2 separate regions of the Mus musculus genome follow, and region 1 is linked to region 2. The links are chromatin loops, found by intact Hi-C in ENCODE. Cell type or tissue: heart. All regions are shown on one strand. Each heading gives the region's core, and the rest is flanking DNA. Links, peaks and the distances in the headings are about the cores only.

Evidence for each region. Hi-C counts contacts between places; a loop is a spot of excess contacts. Peaks named below come from ENCODE experiments on the same cell type or tissue, not always from the same donor. Only the 100,000 strongest peaks of a DNase experiment are listed, where the experiment ranks them.
Region 1: a loop joins it to region 2, with 11 times the contacts of the local background. A loop is called at or near these places in 1 of 42 quality-filtered maps.

Annotation. Positions count from the first base shown.
Region 1 is chr1:151,425,577-151,430,950 of GRCm38, forward strand. It overlaps Swt1 (SWT1 RNA endoribonuclease homolog (S. cerevisiae)), which reads right to left and starts at 2,859. Exons shown (of 20, transcript NM_025819.4): 1 at 2,721-2,859. It overlaps Trmt1l (tRNA methyltransferase 1 like), which reads left to right and starts at 2,966. Exons shown (of 15, transcript NM_026876.4): 1 at 2,966-3,526. The coding sequence starts at 3,301. In heart, for the core only: no CTCF peak of the experiment used is centred there; a DNase peak (open chromatin) is centred at 2,935; H3K4me3 peaks cover 3,558 bases; H3K27ac peaks cover 2,380 bases.
Region 2 is chr1:151,498,596-151,503,969 of GRCm38, forward strand. It overlaps Rnf2 (ring finger protein 2), which reads right to left and starts at 2,396. Exons shown (of 7, transcript NM_011277.3): 1 at 2,124-2,396. In heart, for the core only: no CTCF peak of the experiment used is centred there; DNase peaks (open chromatin) are centred at 1,696 and 2,356; H3K4me3 peaks cover 2,851 bases; H3K27ac peaks cover 1,911 bases.

The DNA of each region.
Region 1 (5,374 bases), core at 285-5,284, 73 kb before region 2:
GTACTTACATAAAGTAAATAAATAAATAAAATTCCTTTTAAAAAATCAAACTATCAATCGATCAATCAACTCTGAAATGTTGAAGATTTTCTTGCAGTATCATCAAATATCCAGTCAAGATTTAATTCATTATATAAAAATAAATAAACACACAATCATTAGCACACAAACTTGCTTTTACCTCTAATGGTAAAATTACATATATAAAGAATTATTTTAGCCAGGCATGGTGGCGCAGCCTTTGACCCCAGCACTTGGGAGGCAGAGGCAGGCAGATTTCTGAGTTCCAGGCCAGCTGGTCTACAGAGTGAGTTCCAGAACAGCCAGGGCTACACAGAGAAACCCTGTCTCTAAATAAATAAATAAATAAATAGAAAGAATTATTTTAAAATAAATTTAAGGTTTTCAGAAATGTTAGATTTGTATTTATTTTAAATCTCTATAACCCTGGGTCCAATAAAATCATTTCAAGCAAAAAGGGATCAAAGGTAGAAAAATTCTAAAATGTCCTGCCATAAGATTGTTCACCTAAAACATTGCAGCTTTTGGTTCAATAATGCTTATATAGCATCTTCCATAATAAACAGGACTAACCCGTATAATCAAAGCCACTGCATGGTATATATTAGCTAGGATTTCTATTGCTATAATAAAAACCATGATTAAAAGCAACTTGAGGAGGGTTTATTTCACTGACATTTCCACAACACAGTCACTCAAATAGTCCAGCAACCAAAATCAAGTTTCTGGCATGTGAGTAACTTTGAAGCTGACCCATGTCAAGTCTTTACCTGACAACAGTGGATCTACCAGGTAGCTTCAGTATATCGTCGTTAAAGACCCAAATCCTAATACAGCCAGGAAGTTCATTTTTAATTCCTGGTCCACAAAAACTGTTGAAATTATTTTTATTGTTGCTTAACAGGGCCGGGCGTGGTGGCGCACGCCTTTAATCCCAGCACTTGGGAGGCAGAGGCAGGCTGTTTTTCTGAGTTCAAGGCCAGCCTGGTCTACAGAGTGAGTTCCAAGACAGCCAGGGCTACACAGAGAAACCTTGATGTGAAAAAACAAACAAACAAAAATATAAGATAGCTTATGCAGTAATGCAACTGATGCTTAATATACTCTCCTAAGCCTTTAAACTGAAAATTCCCTCATGCTTAGAAATTCTGAATTTAAACTGCCACAGAATCCCCATGCTAACATTAAATTGTTGTCATCTGTTTTCTAGCTGGTGTTAAATAAGGTTAAAATATTGAGTCAAGCTCTCAAATTAATCATTTACTCTTTTTATAAATGGGAAAAAAAAAAAAACAAGTACTACAAGTACTAAGGATGTCATTTAGAGCTAAGACACAGTGCCTGTTATGAATACCAAAGGCAGAGGGAGGGGTGAGGTGGGGTGAGGTGTTCTGTCAATTAAAAATAATACCATTTCTTTTTTTTTAATATATTATGTATTTATGTGCTTTATGTGTTTTGTCTGCATTCAAGTCTCTGTGAGGGCATCAAATCCCTGGGACCTGGAGTTACAGATGGTTTCCATCTGTCAAGTGGATGGCTGGGAACTGATAAGAGTCTTCCGCAAGAAAAGCAGGTGACCTAAACCACTGAACAATCTCTCTGGTCCTAGTTACCATTTCTACAGGTTGTAATAGGTGCTATTGTCTCACTTTTAATCGTTAAATAGTTAACTCCCCACATAGGAATCCTAGTCCAAAAGCGGTTAAAAGGCCTTCAGTCGTCTTGTGGGGCCAGGCTTCTGACCTTTAAGCTAAGGAGCTAAGCAAATACTTTACCACTGAGATAAGTACATTCGTAGCCCTTAAGGGCTTTAGAACTTGCAAAAGACTGGTGGGGACAAAGTTTACGTTAAACTGGGGAAGGAAAAACACCTTCAAACACTCCAACTAGGAAGGACAATGAGAGAGCAAAACTTCCAGACAGCATTTCAAAGTAACAAACAATCACACACCGTCTCCTATGGTTTCCCAACAGAGGAAAAAAACCTGAGAACCTCCCCTCTTGCCTTAAACGCTCAAGACAGTCCGAAGCAGGCAACCTGAAAGAAAGATCAATTTGGGTTGTTTTTGTTTTGTTTTTCCAGTCTGCTCCAGTGTGCTTATTAGAAATAAAGTGAAGAGAACAAATAAGACTTCGGTGATAAACAAGTCCAGGATATATATATTTATAAAACTTGAGGCGCAGAGGATTCCCTGGCCATATTCCTTAGAGAATCTGAAATGCATCAAAGTGATACATTTGTTAGTAAAAGCCTAAAAAAAAACAAAACAAAACAGGTCAAAACTGCAAAACAATCTCCTACAACCACACCGCGCCTATTCTGCTATCCTTAACCTAGAGGCAAAATTGAAAAAGTGAAGAGCGTCCGGGTCGCAAGTTGTGGGGGGGAAAGTTGTGGAGAGCGGAGTCAGGACTCTACCTCAGGGGGCTGACAGAAAAGTGCTTCTGGGATTCATAAACTGCCTCGGCCCACCCCCACACAAGCCGCCATCGGTCCCCCCACCGCCTCAGGTCCAGCTGGAGCAACCCGGCCACACACTCCACGAGCCGGCCGACCTCCGACCAGCCCCCGCAGTCGCCCGGCCCAGACCTCAGCTCGCGGGTCCCGAGCCCGACCGACGTCCGGGTACAGGAGGCCAGCAGTGAAAAGCTGTCGCCCAGAGAGATGTCCACGCGCCCGGAATACCCTAACTTACCTGAGTCCGCGGCAGCAGCAGCCACAGCGACAGTGGCGATTCCCCGGACCAGTCGGACACCCAAAGCGCCTTCCCAGAGCCCGCTGCACACTGGGAAATGTAGTTCTGTACTCGGACCCCCGCCAGGAGCCGAACGCTCCAGGCAATTCTAGAGTTCTCGGCGCTCTGTGTGTGTTTCCTCCAAGGACCGGAACTGAGCACCGCCCATGAGGCGCGATGCCTCCTGGGTGTTGTAGTCTTATTTCGGTTCGGTGGCGGCCAGTGATGCAGAGGACGTACCGAGGAAACGGAACTCTTTTTCCTCATTGGACACTGTCCGCCACACGCTTCTGCGCAGTCTGTGGTGGCGTCGTAACGCCTCGGGGAAGGGGAAGCCGGCGAAGGGTCGAACCGCTGCCTCTGGCTTTCAGTTTTTCTGCTGACAGGGTTGGGTCACTGGAGCTCCGCCGTTTGTCTGTGGCACGCGTACAGCCTTCCCAATTGCTTCCCCGCCCTTGGATCCAGCCCTGTGTGCATTAACGTCTATTAACCCACTCCGCCGCGAGTCCCCTCCGCGTCCCCTGGCTCGGAGGCCGTAACTATGGAGAATATGGCGGAGGAGGAGCTGCTACCCCAGGAGAAGGAGGAGGCCCAGGTCAGGGTCCCGACCCGGGCCCCGGATTCGGCTCCGGTCCCAGCTCCGGCCGCAGATACGGCTCTGGACTCGGCTCCGACGCCGGACTCGGATCCAGCCCCAGCCCTTGCCCCGGCCCCGGCTCCGGCCCTGTCCCCGTCCCTAGCCTCTGTCCCCGAGGAGGCTGAAAGCAGTAAGTGCAGACGGCCTGATCTCTCTGCCGCAGAGAAGCGAGAAACCATGCCTCGCTGGGGAATAGGGGAGGCCCTTCTCCAGGGTGTTTTTTTTAATGTGGAAAGGCAAATTTAGAAAAATGGGAGGAGGAGGAGGAACCAGAGCGGCAGGTAAGAGTAAAAGGAATACAGCATGGAAAGGGATACTTCTTCCATAAACCTCGAGGATATCATCCTGAAGGATATATGAAGGCCAGGCGTGAGGCAGAGAAAAATAAACAATGAAATTAGTGGCTGTGTCCGTTAGTGTCTTTAGTAGTTTCCATCTCAACCCAGTCTACAATAGTTTTAAAACTTTCCACTGTGTTACAGTAATGGAGGTACTAAGGTAGTAGTAGATCAAGATTGAGAAACTGAAAGCATTTTTCAGTCAGGACTTATACACACTGATGGATTTGTCTCATTGCTGGAGTATACTTTGCTCCCGAGAATAGAAACTCCGTCTCTTGTATCTGCCAAATACTAATTGAGCTTTGTACTTCATTCCAAAGGACAACGATCGTGAAAACGTATAGCCCATATTTTTATTTTCTGAATGTGTTTATACATGTTCCGAGTGGTGGTTTTTCGGTTCATATAAGAAACATAAGACTGATAATTATTAGCATTTTAAGGATCTTCTTAACATTTTGCACAGCGGGCCTAAAAAAAAAAAATTCAACGAGTTTTGTTTTTTTTTTCAACAAATCTGTGGTCCATAAATGGATCTTTATACTCCTTCTGAATTATCGCGTGAGGAATTAATTCATATTTCTAGGCCAGTTGGGGGTTAAATGTACATAAAACAGTCATAATCTAAGAGAATTATTTTGCAGTTCTACAACCACATTCAAGAGCAGCAGAATTGATCCCAGGAAAGACAAAAATCATCCAGTAGACTCATCATTTGGGATCACAGCTTTTAGTGCAAAACAAGGCCTTTTCTCCCTCTACATACAACCTGATGGATAGGGACTTTTACACTGTTAAGGGAATAGCTACCACCCACCTGATCATGTTTAAATCGGACATAGTTCAGCTGTTTGGGGAATGCTTCTTTACTTCTTCACCATTTTAATGCCTTAAAATGCCTCATGGGGCATAGTGACTCCTCATGGTATGTATGCCTGTAATCCTAACACTCCAGAGATTCAGGCAGGCCTGGTAGCTTGGAGATCAACCTGAGCTGCCTAGGGAGACATTGTCCCAAAAGTCTGTCTTAGGGGAAGAGGGTTGCAAACATTTGATTATATGTGCTACAACAATTACAAATTTCTACTGTGAAGAATTTGTGCTGTTGAAACCTTTAAACACGCACTAATCCTTTGAAAATGTATTTTCAGATCTAGTTAGTCCTTTGAAGGCAGTAGCAGCTAGGCAAGATGAAAATGGTGATTCTGAAATAGAATTGAAATTTGAGGAAAAAGTAACAGAAGAAATTGTGAAAGAACCTTCTAGTATATTGGGTTTGTCTGATTTAACAGGTTTACTTTATTGATTATGAGTATGCTATTTAAAAAAAAAAAAAAAGGAGTGTGCCGGGCGTGGTGGCGCACGCCTTTAATCCCAGCACTCGGGAGGCAGAGGCAGGTGGATTTCTGAGTTCAAGGCCAGTCTGGTCTACAAAGTGAGCTCCAGGACAGCCAGGGCTACACAGAGAAACCCTGTCTTGAAAAACCAAAAAAAAAAAAAAAAAAAAAAGAGTGTTTAAATACAGAATGATATTACCATGTTGAACCAGAAAAGATTAGAAAGATATAAAAAGAATTTTCAGACAGGTTTTGAAATTTTCCTTCAATAGTGGACTAGATAATTTTCAGTTTTCTTTT
Region 2 (5,374 bases), core at 312-5,311:
ATCTACAGACATGCTGCTGGGTTGCCATTCTTAGCTATCCTGGAACCTATGTGGCCAAGGCAGGAGGTTGGGCAGTCCTGACATCAAAAACCTAAGATCAGTAATAGACTAATGAAATTCCAAACATGACTTAAGTCTACATTTCTGTGTACTCTACCTGGGCACTGTCTTAAATGAGCCACAGAGAAAACAAAACTAAATAAATAACAAAGCCCACTAAAGTTCCAGTATTTTGTATGTCTGTAGTGTCTGTTACACTATTTGTTCTAACTGAAAGCTTTCTGTGCAGCACATTAGAGGACCATTATCTTATTTTTCAAATATAAAGGCTATCATAAAGTCTCCTTTTAGAGGCTTGGATTTTGCCTTGTCTGTGCTTGTGAGACAGTCTCATAGCCCACTCTGCTCTTTGTGTAGCCCAGGATGGCCTGTCTCTACTCCTAAAGCTAAGTCAGCTATGTGTCTAAAGTCTACAACTTAGTCTTCATCTGAACTACTGCCCTGTCCCTTCCACACGAGGGATTTAGAGAAATAAGTAAACTTGGAGAAAGTAAAAACCCATATTTGGTGTGATACCTAACAACTGGAGTGTTATATATTTATCAGTTATTTTACTAAATAGATTAGATGTTACCATCAAGTCTTTAAAAAAGGATACCTGTTGATTGTAGCAAGTAGAGATTTTAGAGGGCAAAGAGGTATATCCAGGAGTAATATTGTTGCCGTTTAAGTTCTTTATAAATCAGAGGTTAAAAGTTCAACTTAAGACACAAAATGTAAGACAGCTGTGTTGAATGTCTATAATCTTGTCACCAGGGAAGCTGAGACAGGAGGATTGCCTTAAACTCAGTATCGAGTATGAGGCCAGCTTGCCTGGACAATACTGAATGGGTCGCTGGCAAAAGTAAATAAATAAAAATAAAATAAATCTCAAAATACTGAATGGGTCGCTTGCAAAAGTAAATAAATAAAAATAAAATAAATCTCAAAACCCGACATTTGCTTTATTAAAATATTCAACAATTACAAATAATTAGATACCAATTCCACTAAGTACTCCAGTTGATTATCTCGAAACTATCAAAAAATAATTGAATGCAAATGACTTATGGTACTTTTAATTAAAATATGGCTTAAATTACTTGACACTATGCCTTCCTTTTTTTTTATTTCAAAAGAAATAACCGCATACCAAATACTTAAAAGCCTAGCTAAGCTTTTTCACACACCGTGTAGAAAGTCTGACATTTCCACAACAAGTCACAAGGCATACAAACTTCCGACAGCTTCTTTAAAAAGACACCCAACGGGGCTTCGGGGACATGAATCGGTAATCTGTTCCGGTGGGCAAAAGCAAAGAAAGGAACCTCAAAGTTTCCAAGACCGACCTTTTTTTTTTTTTTTTTTTTTAAACCAACAACAATATCTCTGCGAGTATGAAGGCGACTTCTGAAGCGAGGAAACGATTCTAACAAGGGCCGGGACTCGGGAGCCGACAGGCAGAGGGAGTGGACCAAGGATTTCGGCAAACACAGCCCGGGGTCAAAACGCGAAGCAGCTCGAACCCACGGAGTCGCCCCCTCCCCCAACACCGCCTCCAGGGTGAGCCCGTGGCTCGCGGAGGCGGCAACAGATACTCCGGGGCAGGCGGCGGCTCTCCAGGAATGTGGGGCCGAGAGGGGATCCCGAGCCCACCCCGGTGCCAGGTCCCAAAGGAGAGCTGTCGGCCCGGAGCGCCCCTCCCCGCCCCCACGGCGCCGACCTCCGGGCCCCGCGAGCAAGCCCAGGGCTAAGTTCTCCCAGCGCTCCGGTGCCGCCCTCGAGGCCCCGGCCGCCGTAAGCCCAGGGCCGCGCGGGTGCGCTTCCCCGAAGGGCTCCGGACGCTTCGCCAGCCCGGTGCTCACGGGCCGCGAACAATGAGCCCTCCCGGGCGGGCCGCGAGCGGCGGAGCGAACGGCCGGGGGCGGCGGCGCCATCGCCTCACGGCCCCTCGCGGCCGCGGACACACACACACACACACACCCCCAGCCCCGCCGCCGCTCGGGCCGCGGCCCGTTCCGGGTGCCCCTGCCCCAGCCCGCCGCCCTCGCAGACGTCGCCATCCCCCTCCCTGCCTAGCTCACCGGCTCCTGCCCCAGCCCGGGGGTGCGCTGGCAGTGGCCGGAGCGAGACTCGAGAATCAACCGCCGGCGCCGCCGCACAATATGGCGAGTCTCGGCTTCCGCAATGGAGCTCGGGAAATACAACAGGGGCCGCTCAATATTCATGAGAGACTGGGGAGGGGGGAGCCGGCTCGGCCGGAGCTGCGGGGAGGGCGGGAAGGAGCGAGCGAGCGAGCGAGCGAGCGAGGAGGCGGAGGCGCGGGACGCGGACGCGCACCGCGCGGGGAGGCCCCTGGCGTAGGGGAAGGGGCGTGCCTAGTGCAGGCCCGGACCGCCGGGCCACGCCCACACCCTGGCCCTGGCTCCGCCCCCGCCCGTGGCTACAGCTCGCCAGACGCCCCCAGCGCCGGCGCAGCCCCCAGCCAACGCCTGCTGACTTGGGCGTCTTCTTTCTGTCTGTTTCCCCCGTCCTGGAGCCTTTCTGGGCCTGTCTGAGCCCACAGGTTGCGCCTTCCCTCCCGCTGCTGAGGTTTCGATTTGGGCTTCCAGCCCCTGACTTCGTCCTCGTCCTCGTAGTCATCCCAGCCCAAGTAAATCCTCAGGGTTTCTGCTGCAGAACTTTCCGGACTTTGGATCTCTAAGGCATACAAAGCCAGCAAGATCTAAGGAAAGTGACCTTCAACTCTGGAAATAGGCGCTTGTTAGTACGTCCCTAATGATCTCCTTGCTACTCTTTATATCGACCTCCTTGACGCTTTCAGTGTTCTGAATTTGAAAATATAAGTAGCCATAGATAGTTGTCATTACCACCACCACTACCCAAAAAAATAGCCTGCAAGTTGTCACTCGGTAATTCCTGCATTTAACTTTTAAGTAACACGTAGGAAAAAAAGTTCCCTAACTTCAAAATGTTTCATTGGTCATGGTCTCTTGAAAGGATAATCAAGAATAGCAGATGATAAATGGGAAGGCACTTAATTTGCACTGCACTGAAATTGGGCGAGGTGGCTTATAGCTTCCAGTAACGTTATTATGGAATTCCTTTTCTGTGGCTTAAAATTTTCTTACTTATTGTATTATTCGGGGTTTTCTATAGAAACAACTAATAGAATGCATATATATTAAATATATTCAGCATATAGAGAGGGGGGATATTAAGTATATGCAATATAGAGAGAGGTGGGGTGGGTATTAGAGTGGCTTACAGGCTGTGGTCTAAGCCAACAGTACTGTCTCCAAACTACAAGGTGAAGAACCTAGTAGTTTTAAGCCCTTGGTGCTGGCTGTGTCAGCGGGTCGTTGGCCTATGTTGGAATCCAAAGAAGTGTTTTTTAATATCAGTAAAGTAATGTCTCAGCATCAGATCTTGCTGGCGAAAGCTTTCTACTCACCCCTTCCTTTTTTGTATGCTACCACAGAAGGTGTGGCAAAGAGTTCAGATGGGACTTCAAGGCTTGAATGATCCAATCAAGAAAACATTCACGAGTGTGCTCAGTTGTTTGGTGTTTTGTTAATCCCAGATGTGACCAACCAGGATTGGTGCTCACACTTACTGTCCACTCTAGCAATTTAAAAAGCCCAAGGTTAAACTTTTCCCGGGATGTGAATCAAAGCCAAAATAACCCCGAGTGTTGTGTTCCTCCATCCTCTGGAGACGGGTAGTCTGGAGCAGAAACACTGACCTTCCATCAAAGCGGAATGTTCATAATTGAGAACTCTTTGCTCTAGTTCAAACGCTTCTGGAAATCGTGATGTGTAACTGCTTGAAGCCAGTCAATCAGTGTTAAGGAAGGCCGTCATTTATAGGGAGCACAGAAGATACAGGTAAATCTAATATCCTATTTAAAGGGTCACAGTAGGATTGTCTTTAAAGAAGAAAACGTATGGGATATTTAGATTAAAAATTATTTAAAAAGTTAGACTTTGGGCTAAAAATCCTTTAGTACAAAGATACTTCTAACAAATCAGTGTGACTTCATCTATTTTACCTCTTCACTGGCATGAGACCAGTCTGCGGTGGCCCACACCTTTAATCCAAGCACTCAGGAGGCATAGACAGATGGATCTCTGTGAGTTCAAGGACAGCCTGGTCTACAGAGTGAGTTCCAGAACAACCAGGGCTACACAGAGAAACCCTGTCTGGAAGAAAACCAAAAAACTTGGAATGGATCATCCTAGATTGGCTTAAACAGGAAAGTTATGTTCTGCCATTTGGTAAGAAATATTTCTAAAACCTTTAGATTCAATACAACACAGGTTTATCGCCTGCTCATCCTTAGTGATTAATTAGAATCAAAATCACTGTTCCAGTCTCTCTGGAAACCAGATTGACAGAGACCTCAATCTCTTAGCTGTAGCCCTTGTGTTAGTCAGGGACCTCTAGAGTAACAGGACTTATAGAATGAATCTCTCTCTAGAGAGAAATGGAATTTATTATACTCACTATGGCTATAGTCCAGCTAACCCAATAATGGCTGCCTATAAATGGACTGTCCAAGAGTCTAGTAGTTCAGTCCACAGGGTGGGATATCTTAGCTAGTCCGTAGTATACGCAGGAATCCCAAAGACGTGGTCTCCAATGCCAGTGAAGGAATGGTTTTGCTAGCAATGCAAGAGCAAGCAGGCAAAGAACAAAAACTTCCTTCTTCCATGTGCTTGCAAAGACTTCCAGCAGAAGCTGTGGCCCTGATTAAAGAGGCCTCTTCCCAGATCAAAGATCCAGATTAGAAGTGGATCTTCCCACTTCAAATTAAGCAAATACCCCTCCATTTTTGGTTTTTGTTAGTTCCAGATATAGTCAAATGGACAACTAAGAATAGCCATCGATGCACCTGAGTCACAGTAATTCATTCTCTGTAGCAGAGAAAGAAAGAAACTGAAGAATAACCGGGAGCTTTCAAAAACTTACTTTGGAAGAGACACGATCACTGATGGAATTCCACTGGCCAGAACCAGTTACCCAAGTCAATACATCTACAAGGATGGTGCATTCTCGAACTTAGCTCAGGAAGAAAAGGAGAGTTAGTTGGGGTGTGTGTGTGTGTGTGTGTGTGTTTGGTTTTGGGTTTTTTGTTTTGTTTTGGTTTGGTTTTGGTTTTGGTTTTTTGAGACAGGGTTTCTCTGTGCAGTCCTGGCTGGACTGGAACTCACTCTGTAGACCAGGCTGGCCTCGAACTCAGAAATCCACCTGCCTCTGCCTCCCAAGTGCTGCGATTAAAGGCGTGTGCCACCACTGCCCAGAGAAAAGGAGAGTTATAAGTGAATAATTGTAA